2 separate regions of the Homo sapiens genome follow, and region 1 is linked to region 2. Evidence: chromatin contacts called from ENCODE Hi-C or POLR2A ChIA-PET data. All regions are on one chromosome and are shown on one strand. Each heading gives the region's core, a stretch centred on a gene start or an enhancer-like site at or near the end of the contact. The rest is flanking DNA. Distances are from core to core; before and after follow the strand shown. Region 1 holds the start of MIOS-DT (MIOS divergent transcript). Region 2 overlaps GRID2IP (Grid2 interacting protein).

Region 1 (6,088 bases), core at 3,589-6,088, 1.0 Mb after region 2:
GCGTCTATAAGGAACTTAAACAAATTTACAAGCAAAAAACAAAAACCCTATTAAAAAGTGGGCAAAGGACATAAACAGACACTTTTCCAGAGAAGACATACATGTGGCCAACAAGTATATGAAAAAAAAAAGCTCAACATTACTGATCATTAGAGAAATGCAAATCAAAACCACAACGAGGTACCATCTCACCCCAGTCAGAATGACTATTACTGAAAAGTCAAAAAATAACAGATGCTGGCAAGGTTGCAGAGAAAAAAGAATGCTTATACACTGTTAGTGAGAATATAATTTAGTTCACCCATGGTGGAAAACAGTGTGGCGACTCCTCAAAGACCTAAAAACAGAACTATCATTTGACCCAGCAATCCCATTACTGGGTATATACCCAAAAGAATATAAATCATTCTATTATAAAGACACATGCACATGTCTGTTTGTCGTGGCACTATTCACAATAACAAAGACATGGAATCAACCTAAGTGGCCATCAATGGTAGACTGGTTAAAAGAAATGTGGTAAATATACACCATGGAATACTATGCAGCCGTAAAAAAGAATGAGATCATGTCCCCTGCAGGAACATGGATGGACCTGGAGGCCATTATCCTTAGCAAACTAATGCAGGAACAAAAAACCAAATATCGCATGTTCTCATTTATAAGCGGAAGCTAAAAGATGAGAACACATGGACGCATAGAGGGAAACAACAGACATTAGGGCCTACCAGGGGTGGAGGGTGAGACAAGGGAGAGAATCAGGGAAAATAACAGGTACTAGGCTTAATCCCTGAGTAACTAAATAATCTATATAACAAACCCCCATAACATGAGTTTACCTATATGGCAAACCTGCACATGTACCCCTAAACTTAAAATAAAAACTTAAAAAATCTTCCTTGTCCTATTTAAACATAATTCTTGGTATTGAGGTAAATCTGAATTCACATGATATGCTTTGTCAAATTTTTCCAAAAACTTTTTTTTTTTTTTTTTTTTTTGGAGACAGAGTCTCACTCTGTTGCCCAGGCTGGAGTGCAGTGGCATAGTCTTGACTCACTGCAACCTCTGCCTCCCGCATTCAAGCGATTTTCCTGCCTCAGCCTCCCAAGTAGCTGGGACTACAAGTGCGCACCACCATGCCTTGCTAATTTTTGTATTTTTAATAGAGACGGGCTTTCACCATGTTGGCCAGACTAGTCCTGAACTTCTGACCTCAGGTGATCCACCTGCCTCGGCCTCTCAAAGTGCTGGGATTACAAGCATGAGCCACCACACCCAGCCCTGTTTTGCTTATAATTTAAAGATTTAAAAAATATTACAAATCATATACTTGACAACTATGTAAATTTGTTTTGACAATGTTAGGTGTAATCCCAAAATGCATGAAGAAATGCATTGATTTAAAAAATTTATTTGGGGATATTCTAGAAAAGTTTTTGAAGGCCATTATTTTAAGATATCTCTGATCTTCTGATCTTCAACCTATGTGAAAAGATTACCTAAGCCATGGCACATGTTTACAGGGCTTCATTTCAGCTTGATACCTGCCCAGCCTCCATCTAAAAGCAAAACTTGCTCTCAGGTACAGACTGATTTTGTGCATGTGGAAATAAAAAGAATTGGGATTAGCCAGTCACAGACTTCACAAAATGTTCCAGTACTGTAGTAACTGAATTGCTGCCAGGAGCAGCTGTAAATAAGAAAGAAATTCGCTGTCCTTCAACTGCAATCCTTCTGGTTTTAAAACCACAACAAAAATCCTCTCCTGGATCACCACAACATAAATGAAGAATCTTAAAAAGAACATCCTGGCCAAGCGCAGTGGCTCATGCCTGTAATCCCAGCACTTTGGGAGGATGAGGCAGGCAGATCACTTGAGGTCAGGAGTTCGAGACCAGCCTGGCCAACATGGTGAAATCCCATCTCTACTGAAAATATAAAAATTAGCCAGGCATGGTGGCGCATGCCTGTAATCCCAGCTACTCAGGAGGCTGAGGCAGGAGAATCACTTGAACCTGGGAGGCAGTGATTGTGGTGAGTTGAGACTACACCACAGCACTCCAGCCTGGGCGACAGAGCGAGGCTCCATCTCAAAAAAACAACAATAAAAAAATCCTATTAGGAATACAAAAGCTTAAATTAAAAACAAACAAAATACCGAGACTGAACTACAGTGGCCCTAGGATCTATTGTAAAACGCATGTTTAGTAAAGGCAACTAGTGTAATCTCAGACCAGTCTGTCAAGTTCTCTGCTACGGTTTACTGTTTCCAAAGATACAAAGCACTCACTCAACTCAGTAAATATTTTTTGGATACCTATGCAACAGGTGCTAAGGGAAATCCAAAGTTCCATGCTAAAAGATTGCTACCTGCAAGGATCTTGGTTTAGTAGAGAAGGGGAATCAGTTTCCAAAAAGACTGAGAAAGGTGTCACTTATTCCTGTGAGGGGCTTTAGAAGAATTAGTGGCAATATGAAAAAATATATACTTTCACAAAGCTTGAGTGGAAAAGAAAGTTGAAAAAGGGACATTAGCTGGAGGAGGATGTAGAATAAATACGTTGTTTTAGGATTTATTCAATACATTTTTATTTACCACATTTATTAGGTACTGTTTTACATCCTGGTGATTAAGCAGAGAATAAAATAGACAGAGCCCCTCTGTTTTAATTAGGGAATTGGCTAAGCTGCTCTACCAGGTCCAAACAAACAATGATTTTTTAAAGAACAAAGTTTATTTTCTCTTGCATAATGGTCCAGAAGTCTGTGGTTGATCCAAGGGAGGAGGTGCCCCAGCTCCCTGAGATTAGTTTGGGACTTAGGCTAGTGAGAACAGCTTTGCCTTCCTTAATACATGGCTTCCATTTCCAGTCTGTATTTCTTTTTGCCATTTGCCAGACAGCAAGAAGAGGGAAGAGAAAGTGTATAGCAAGCAGCTTTCCTTTTAAGGGACATGATCCAGTTCTACTCACATCTTACAGGACATAACTTTTTGATATAGCCTTACCTTGCTGAAAGGGAGGCCAAGGAATGTCATGTCTAAGTAGGTCACCAAGTGCCCTGCTCAAATTTGAATGTAGAGTTATTTCCTCTTACTAAAAAGAAAAAAAATACAGAATGAAAACTGGAGATAAGGAGAAGACACAGTCTAGAAGATAACTATAGGAAAGTAAAGAGATGGCGACGTATGTGAAGTTGTGGTGTCATAAAGACAACAACAAAGGAGCTAATTTATAGGTAGTCAGTGACAAGTGAGCAGTCTTGAGTAAAGGGAGAGTATGAGTCATGTAGATTTCTGCATTCCAGACAGAGGGAATAGCTAGTGAAGAAGCCCTGAGGCAAGAGCATGCTTGTCATGTTTAAGGAACAGTGAAGTCACAGGGATAAAAGACAAACCAGAAGAAAGTGATGATATGCAACAAAGTGAATGAGACATGTCAAGAGAGGAAGTAGTCAAGAACAACAGAAGTTGCAAGAGTGAAGCTTTGGCCATTGAAACTGGCAGCATGGAGCTCACAGGTGACCTTGACAAGTGGCAGTTTCGTGGCATGGTGGGCATGAAGGACTGAATGGAGTGAATTCAAGGGAGAGAGGGGGAAGTGGAATTACAGAGAGCAAATATGATCCTCTCCTTTGAAGAGAAAATGGGAATAACTTGAGTATGTGTTGAAAGTAAAGAACCAGTAGAAATGGAGAGGCAAAGATACATGGAAGTGAAGTAATTGATGGTGCAAGGTCCCAGAAGAGGAGATATACATGGGGTTCCTCCTCTTACTCTTTGTCACCTAAAAGAAGGTAAGAATGGTAGTGAATCAAGATGTTGGAGGAGGGAAGGAGGAAGCAGTGGGAGGTTGTGCAAATTCTAGCTAATAGTTTTAATTTTCTTTTCTGAAGTAGGAGGCAGTGTCATCTCCTGAGTGCAAGCAGAAAAGTTGTCCTCAACTATGTATAGTAGGAGTGGATAAGGAAGAGATTTGTATTGATCTGAGGTTTTGTGTGGGGGTTTGAGGCCAGGGTCAAAACCACTGAGAAGATTGGCAAGATAGTGTTTGAAGTGATGAATACTGTCATGTCTCCTCTCAGTAATACAGCACTTTCTTCAGCCTACATTCTTCTAATGGCAGGATTGGAAAGGCAATACTTTCCCCAAACTCATCATCTTATCAAAACCATCTGCCACCAAGATCATCAGGACTAAGCTCATTATGCTGTTTACAGCCATCACCACCACAAGCCCAAGACCACCCACTTTTAATCATGAACAGACAAGCAAAGACTGTCAGACATCTGAAGACTGCCTCGAGGTCAGACTCGTGACACCTGAGGCAGCACCATTCACTCAGTTTTGGGAACAAAAAACTTGGAATCCTCTTTCACCGTCATTCACTTGGTCAGTCACCAAGCTCTGTTCATCCCGCCTTCTAAGTATTCCCCAGGGCCCCCACTTCTCTCCATGCCCACTCTCCGTGCCACTGGTAACCTGCGTTTCTATCATCCCTCATTCTGATACTCTATCCCTCCAGCTCTCTGCGCAAAAACTGATCATACTGGCCGGGCACAGTGGCTCATGCCTGTAATCCCAGCACTTTGGGAGACCGAGGTGGGCGCATCACGAGGTCAAGAAATGAGACCACCCTCGCCAACATGGTGAAACCCCATCTCTCCTAAAAATACAAAAAATTACCTGGGCGTGGTGGCGCGCGCCTGTAGTCCCAGCTACTCGAGGTGCTGAGGCAGGAGAATCGCTTGAACCCGGGAGGCGGAGGTTGCAGTGAGGAGAGATCGCGCCATTGCATTCCAGCCTGGCGATATAGCCAGACTCCGTCTCAAAAAAAACAAAACAAAACAAAAAACTGATCATACCACTTGCCTGATTAAAAACTTTCGATGACTCTAACATTGCCTTTAGGTAAATGCCATCCAAACTCACTAAACTGGTTTCCAACCCGTTTCTGAAAGCACCTTAATCTCTCCCCACTTCCTCTGCTCATTCATCCATACCTACTGCCTCCTCACTGCTATGTCCTCTCTCCTGACCCGGCACTTGCTCTTTCCCAGTCCTAGAAGGCTCTTCTCTTCCAGTTCCCACTGCCCTTTTCCCTTTCCTGGCTAATCCCATACTCATCCTTCTTGTCTCAACCTAGTGGTCCTTAAGGAAGCTTTGCTGACCCCCGACACCGAGCGGGCGTCCCTCCTGTGTAGCACTGTGTTAGCCCTACCAAGTCAAGGCTCTCCTTGCCTGTTTCCTGCCGGAACCATGTCTTTTTACTTCACTCCTGTCTCCTCAGCATTCCAGCACAGTGCTGGGTACATAACAGGTGCTCAAGACAAGTTTGTGGAATGACTAATGAGTGAATAAATCATTAACCAAACACCTTGGATCTCCTACTACATCATTTGCAAAAAAAAAAAAATGTTTAATAGAAATTAAAATGGACCCAGTGAGCTAGAGTGTGTGACCCTGCTTAAAAACGACAGAGTGGTTCTGAGAAGCAGTCCCAGCCTAGGAACCCGGGGATCCGGCCTGTGGACCCACGGGCAGGGCCTGCGGGGTGCACCGGCGCTTTCGGGCGGAAGGCGGGGCCTCCCGGCCAGTGACCCCGCCCCGAGGCGCCTCCCGGGCGGGGAAGGGCGGGGCTCGCGCTGGGAAACTCCCCTTCCAAGGCCGAGGCGCCGCTGCGCGTCCTCCAGGCGTGGTGGTGGGGTCGTGGGTCCCAGCCCAGTGGTCCAGGTCACGGGCCGCACGGCCGCGGCCGCCATCTTGCCCGCGTCCGGGCTCCTGCGGCGGGCGGGGCGGTGTCCCGGCCGGAAGCGGCTGTGCGGCGGCCGCGCTGCCACCTCAGGTCAGTGAGCGCGACCCGGTTCGCGTCTCGACTCTCGGGAGCGCCGCGGCCGCAGCGAGGGGCCGGAGATAGCCTAGTTGAAAGGCCCGGGCGTCTCGGCGGGGAGCGCGTTCCGCGCTGTAGGGTAATCGCGCCGGGCGGCCGGCCGCCTGGCCGGGCCTCAGCGGGAGCCACCGGGGGCTGCGGGCGGCCGTGGGACCTGCGGAGACCTCCTCGGGGCGCAGGGAACACGCTACAGCCTT
Region 2 (6,561 bases), core at 3,333-5,832:
TTGGAGTGCAGTGGCACAATCTCAGCTCACTGCAACCTCCACCTCCCAGGTTCAAATGATTCTCGAGCCTCAGCTTCCCAAGTAGCTGGGACCACAGGCATGCACCACCATGCCTGGCTAAATTTTTGTATTTTTTTTTTTTAAGCAGAGATGGGGTTTCACCATATTGGACAGGCTGGTCTTCAACTCCTAACCTCAGGTGATCCACCTGCCTCAGCCTCTGAAAGTGCTGGGATTACAGATGTGAGCCACCACACCTGCCTTTTTTTCTTTTCTTCTTTTTTTTTTTTTTTTTTGTGACAGGTCTCACTCTGTCCCCCAGGCTGGAGTGCAATCAAGGCTCAGTGCAGCCTTGAATCCCAGGCTCAACAGATCCTCCTGCCTGAGCCTCCCCTGCAGCTGGGATTACAGGTGTGTGCCACCACACCCAGCTAATTTCAAATTTTTTTGCTATGTTGCCCAGGCTGGTCTCCAACTCCTGAGCTCAAGTGCTCCTCCCACCTCATCCTCCCAAGTAGCTGGGACTACAGGTGCATACCACCACGCCTGGCTAATTTTTTATTTTTTTTTTCTTTGAGATGGAGTCTCACCGTGTTGCCCAGGTTGGAGTGTAGTGGTGCGATCTCAGCTCACTGCAACCTCCGTCTCCCAGGTTCAAGCAATTCTCCTGCCTCAGCCTCCCGAGTAGTTGGAATTACAACTGCGTACCACCACACCTGGCTTATTTTTGTATTTTTAGTACAGATGAGGTTTCCCCATGTTGGCCAGGCTTGTCTCGAACTCCTGACCTCACGTGATTGGCCTGCCTCAGCTCCACAAAGTGCTGGGATTACAGACGTGAGTCACCGCGCACGGCCACCCCTGGCTGATTTTTAAATATTTTGAATATATGGGGGTCTTGTTGTGTTGCCCAAGCTGGACTTGGAACTCCTGACCTCAAGTGATCCACCCACCTCAGCCTACCAAAGTGCTGGGATTACAAGAGTGAACCACTGCACCTGCAGCGGCTTTCATAGCAGGTGCAGGATGCCTAGAACAGGGTAGAACACAGGCTTCGGCACACCTTCCATCCACATGACCTGCATGCTGAGTGCAGGGGTTTGTGGGCATTCGGAGGGCACGCTGAACAGACAGGTGGCAGCCACACATGGCACTGCAGGCCTGTGTGTGTGCAAGAAAGAGTACACTGGGAGCCCACCAGCCAGGTGGGATGTGGTCGTGTGCTCATGATCCTGGTGGTGGTGTTGGCATGTCTGGCAACCACGTGAGTTTCTTTCTTTTTTCTTTTTTTCTTTCCTTTTTTTTTTTCTGGAGGCAGTAGCTTGATCATAGCTCACTGCAGCCTTGATCTCCTGCACTCAAGCCATCTTCCCACCTCAGCCTCCTAAGTAGCCGGGACTACAGGTGTGCATCACACCTGGCTAAATTAAAACTTTTTTTTTTTTTGGTAGAGACAGGCTCTTGCTATGTTGCCCAGGCTAATCTTGAGCTCCTGAGCTCAAGTGATGCTTCCACCTCAGTCTCCTAAAATGCTGGGATTATAGGTGTGAGCCACCACGTCCAGCCTTACACGAGTTCCTTCTCACAAGTTCCACTTCTCAGAGTACAGAGCGCAGCCACTGAGACCACTTCCATTTTGTGGGTGCAAAAACTGAGACTGCAGGTGGTTAGGTGCAGTGTCTAAAGTCTCAGGTTATGTTGTATATGCTGCATAAAGGTCACGCTGGGAAGGCGCGTCCGTGGGGCCACGTGTGGGCCTAGCCCTGGTGTATTGGGTGTGTACGTGCATGGCTGTGGACACTTCTATGTGGGAGGGGCCCAAATCGGCTGTAAGACCTCATAGGTGAGGCCAGATGCAGTGGCTCACACCTGTAATCCCTGTGCTTTGGGAGGCCGGAGTGGGAGGATCACTTGAGCCCAGGAGGTTGAGGCTGCGGTGAGCCATGATGGCACCACGACACTCCAGCCTGGGCGACAGAGCAAGACTCCGTCTCAAAAAAAAAAAAAAAAAAAAAAAAGGCTGGGCGTGGTGGCTCACACCTGTAATCCCAGTGCTTTGGGAGGCCGAGGTGGGTGGATCATGAGGTCAGGAGATAGAGACCATCATGGTTAACATGGTGAAACCTCTTCTCTACTAAAAACACAAAAGAATAGCTGGGCGTAGTGACATGCGCCTTTAGTCCCAGCTACTCGGGAGGCTGACGCAGGAGAATCGCTTGAACTTGGGAGGCGGAGGTTGCAGTGAGCCAAGATCGTGCCATTGCACTCCAGCCTGGGGCACAAGAGTGAGACTCCATTTCAAAACAAACAAACAAGCAAACAAACACCTTCACATGTGAGAACAGGTGTCTGTCTGTTCACCTGGTGAGCTGGACAGTCAGCAGCTGCAGGCAGGGAAGTGGCAGGGGAGAGGACGCTTACCTGTCATGGCCGTGTAGCCCAGGAAGCATGCGATTTTCTCCTGACAGAGCTCCTGCTCCTCATAGGTCAGCAGCTGGTAGATGAACTGCCACAGGACCTGCTTGGCAGGGGTGTCCAGCACAGGGTAGACGTCAACGATGAGGGTGTCGATGTTCCTGGGGGAAGGTGCAGGAATGTGAGGCTCAATACTCACGGGCTTACCATGATGCACAGAGTGGGGGTAGACAAGACGGCACTTCCAAGCCACAGCGTCTGCCCTCATGCCCTATCCCTACCCTTCAAAGACAGAAGTGGGGGCCGGGCACAGTGGCTCACGCCTGTAATCCCAGCACTTTGAGAGGCCGAGGCAGGTGGATCATTTGAGGTCAGGAGTTCGAGACCAGCCCAGCCAACATGGTGAAAGGCCGTCTCTACTGAAAGTATAAAAATTAGTCAGGTGTGGTGGTGCACACCTGTAATCCCAGCTACTCGGGAGGCTGAGGCAGGAGAATTGCTTGAGCCTGGGAAGTGGAGGTTGCAGTGAGCTGAGATCGTGTCACTGCACTCCAGCCTGGGAGACAGAGTGAGACTCCAACTCAAAAAAAAAAAAAAAGAAAAGAAAAAGAGAGAGAGAGAGAAGTGGGCAGGAAGGCAGGCTCCAGGGATAGGGTAGCCAGACTCCAATCTCAGCTCTGCCACTTACCAGCTAAGTGACCTTTCTCAAGTGACTTACCCTCTCTGTGCCTCAGTTTCCTCATTTGTAAAATGGGGATAAAAATAGCATCTACCTCATAGAGCTGTTGTGAAGATTAAAACACACAGAGCAGGCCTGGCGTGGCGGCTCACGCCTGTAATCCCAGCACTGTGGGAGGCCGAGGCGGTTGGATCACCTCAGATCGGGAGTTCAAGACCAGTCTGGCCAACATAGTGAAACCCCCTCTCTACTAAAAATACAAAAATTAGCTGGGCGTGGTGGCATGTACCCTCAGTCCCAGCTACTCAGGAGGCTGAAGTAGGAGAATCGCTTAGACTGGGAGGCGGAGGTTGTAGTGAGCTGAGATTGCGCCACTGCACTCCAGCCTGGGTGACAGAGCAAGACTCTGTCTCAAAAAAACCCAAAAAACCAAAAAACATATAGAGCAGGCCAGGCATGGTGGCTCATGCCTATAATCCCAGCACTTTGGGAGGCTGAGGCAGGCGAATCATCTGAGGTCGGGAGCTCAAGATCAGCTTAGCCAACATGGTAAACCCTGTTTCTACAAAAAAATACAAAAATGTGGTAGGCATGTTGGTGTGCACCTGTAATCCCAGCTACTCAGGAGGCTGAGGCAGGAGAATCGCCTCGCCTGAGCTCGGGGAGGCGGAGGTTGCACCGAGCCAAGATTGCGCCACTACACTCCATCCTGGGCCACAGAGCGAGACTCTGTCTCAAAAAAATAAATAAATAAACAAAAATAAAAATAGGCTGGGGGTGGTGGCTCACGCCTGTAATCCTAGCACTTTGGGAGGCTGAGGTGGGTGGATCACGAGCTCAGGAGTTCGAGACCAGTCTGGCCAACGTGGTGAAACCCCCTCTCTACTAAAAATACAAAAATCAGCCAGGCGTGGTGGTGTGTGCCTGTAATCCCAGCTACTCGGGAGGCTGAGGCAGCAGAATCGCTTGAACCCGGGAGGTGGAGGTTGCAGTGAGCTGAGATCGCGCCATTGCACTCCAGCCTGGGTGACAGAGCAAGACCCCGTCTCAAAATAATAATAATAAAAAATAAATAAATAAATAAATAAAAATAAAGTAGGAGAATATCTTTTGACCTAGAAGCAGGGAAGAGCTTAAAATTTCAAAAGCCAAAACTGTGGGCGGCAAGCCACCCAGATGCCAAGGCAAGAGACCGAGGGCACAAGCTGTTCCAATATAATAAAGAAAATACATAGAATAAGAATAGTTATACTAGAAATAGATTATAGATATGTATATGAATATTATTAATAATTAGTTTGTAGCATTACTGTTTATTCCAATATTATAATAATCTTTGTCCTACAATTATAACCTAGGAGAAACCAGGCCATACAGAGATAGGAGCTGAAGGGACACGGTGAGAAGTGACCAAAAGACAAGAGTGTGAGCCCTCCGTTATGCCTGGACAGGGCCACTAGAGGGCTCCCTGGTCTACTGGTAACGCCAGTGCCTGGGAAGGCACCCGTTGCTTAGCAGACCGGGAAAGGGAGTCTCCCTTTCCTGGTGGAGTTAAAGAAGACTCTGCTCCACCACTGCTTGCCCGCCCGCAGCCACCCAGAGGCCTAACGCTGTCCCTGTGATGCTGTGCTTCAGTGGTCACGCTCCTGGTCCGCATTCATGTTCTGCCCTGTGCACTCGGCTCCACCTTCTAGATAGCAGCAGCAGAATTAGTGAAAGTACTAAAGTCTTTAAAATGCATAGAAGAAATAATTACGTAAGCTGTCCCCTCTTTCTCTCCGCCTCAGCTACCAAATAGGGAAGGGCCCCCTGTCTGGCGGACACGTGACTCACATGACCTTACCTATCATTGGAGATGACTCTCACTCCATACCCTGCCCCTTTGCCTTGTACACAATAAATAACAGCACGGCCAGGCATTCGGGGCCACTACTGGTCTCCGCGTCTTGGTGGTAGTGGTCCCCCGGGCCCAGCTGTCTTTTCTTCTATCTCTTTGTCTTGTGTCTTTCTTTCTTTTTTTTTTTTTTGAGACAGTCTGGCTCTGTCACCCAGGCTGGAGTGCAGTGGCACAATCTCGTCTCACTGCAAGCTCCGCCTCCCAGGTTCACACCATTCTCCTGCCTCAGCCTCCCGAGTAGCTGGGACTACAGGCGCCTGCCACCACGCCCGGCTATTTTTTTTTTGTATTTTTAGTAGAGACGGGGTTTCACCATGTTAGCCAGGATGGTCTCGATCTCCTGACCTCGTGATCTGCCCATCTCAGCCTCCCAAGGTGCTGGGATTACAGGCATGAGCCACCGCGCCCAGCCGTCTTGTGTCTTTATTTCTACGATCTCTCATCTCCGCACACGAAGAGAAAAACCCACAGGCCCTGTAGGGCTGGACCCTACACAAAACTATAAGACCAAAAATGTGGTGAGTTTGATTATGCAAAATCAAGGTTATCTATTCAAGGAAGCCCAACTTAGACACATTCATATTAGACACAACAGACCTAATAACAGAAGTAACAAATGGGAGAGAAATTTACAATGTTCAAAATCAAGGAGAAATCAGCATCTAAAATATACAAAGGTGTCCAGCCGTCGTGGCTCACAAGTCATCCCAGCACTTTGGCAGGCTGAGGCAGGGGGATCACCTGAGTCAGGAGTTCGAGACCAGCCTGGCCAACATGGTGAAACCCCATCTCTACTAAAAGTACAAAAATTAGCCAGGCATGGTGGTGGGCGCCTGTAATCCCAGCTACTCAGGAGGCTGAGGCAGGAGACACACTTGAACCGGGAAGGCAGAGGTTGAAGTGAGCCAAGATCATGCCACTGAACTCCAGCCTGGGCGACAGAGCAAAACTCTGCTTCAAAATAAATAAATAAATAAATAAATAAATAAAATAAAATATACAAGGGGCTGGGAGCAGTGGCTCACACCTGTAATCCCAGCACTTTGGAAGGCTAAAATGGGCAAATCTTTTGAGCCCAGGAGTTCAAGACCAGCAACATGGCAAAACCCTGTCTCTACTAAAAAAAAAAAAAAAATTAGCTGGGCATGGTAGGCGAGTGCCTGTAGTCCCAACTACCTGGGGGGCAGAGGCACAAGGATCACTTCAGCCTGGGAGTTCGAGGCTGCAGTGAGCTGTGTTTGCACCACTGCACTCCAGCTTGGGTGACAGAGTGAGACCCTGTCTCAGAAAATAAATAAAATAAAATATACAAGAAACTTCATGCCAGTCAACAAGGACAAAAAGTCCAAGAAAACAAAAATGGACAAAGGGTATGAACAGTAATTTATAGAGAAAAATCCCAGAAAAAGTTCACAAGCATATTAAAAGATGCTTAAAATAATTAGTAATAGAAGAAAATCAAATAAAAATAACAGGATGTCACTTTTATGGCTAAGAAAGTAGCAAAAATAGGCCGGGTGTCGTGGCTCACACCTGTAATCCCAGCACTTTGGGAGGCTGAAGTGGGCAG

The links. A loop is a pair of places that touch in the nucleus more often than their neighbours do. ChIA-PET counts read pairs that join two places held with the same protein, here RNA polymerase II (POLR2A). Pooled maps may share reads with other maps.
Region 1: a map of PC-9 shows a loop between it and region 2 (5-fold over the local background). The contact joins the promoter of MIOS-DT here to the enhancer-like site in region 2. A Hi-C loop is called at or near these places in 2 of 168 maps with a recorded cell type or tissue (B cell and PC-9), 3 of 37 single-sample maps with no recorded cell type and 10 of 50 pooled maps. POLR2A ChIA-PET finds 5 or more read pairs at or near these places in 1 of 52 experiments (activated B cell).

Annotation. Positions count from the first base shown.
Region 1 is chr7:7,561,227-7,567,314 of GRCh38, forward strand. MIOS-DT (MIOS divergent transcript) reads right to left here and starts at 4,839. Exons shown (of 5, transcript NR_110084.1): 1 at 4,688-4,839; 2 at 3,011-3,098. MIOS (meiosis regulator for oocyte development) reads left to right here and starts at 5,658. Exons shown (of 13, transcript NM_019005.4): 1 at 5,658-5,846. RefSeq lists a silencer at 5,479-6,088.
Region 2 is chr7:6,511,954-6,518,514 of GRCh38, forward strand. It overlaps GRID2IP (Grid2 interacting protein), which reads right to left. Exons shown (of 22, transcript NM_001145118.2): 8 at 2,422-2,576. LOC101927325 (a long non-coding RNA gene) reads left to right here. Exons shown (of 5, transcript XR_007060200.1): 5 at 4,453-5,082. Among named protein-coding and RNA genes, the nearest start is that of KDELR2, 31 kb to the left of the region's middle. Within about 2 kb of position 4,583, at least 2 of the 41 ENCODE cell types and tissues checked have a DNase peak (open chromatin) inside an H3K27ac peak, as active enhancers do.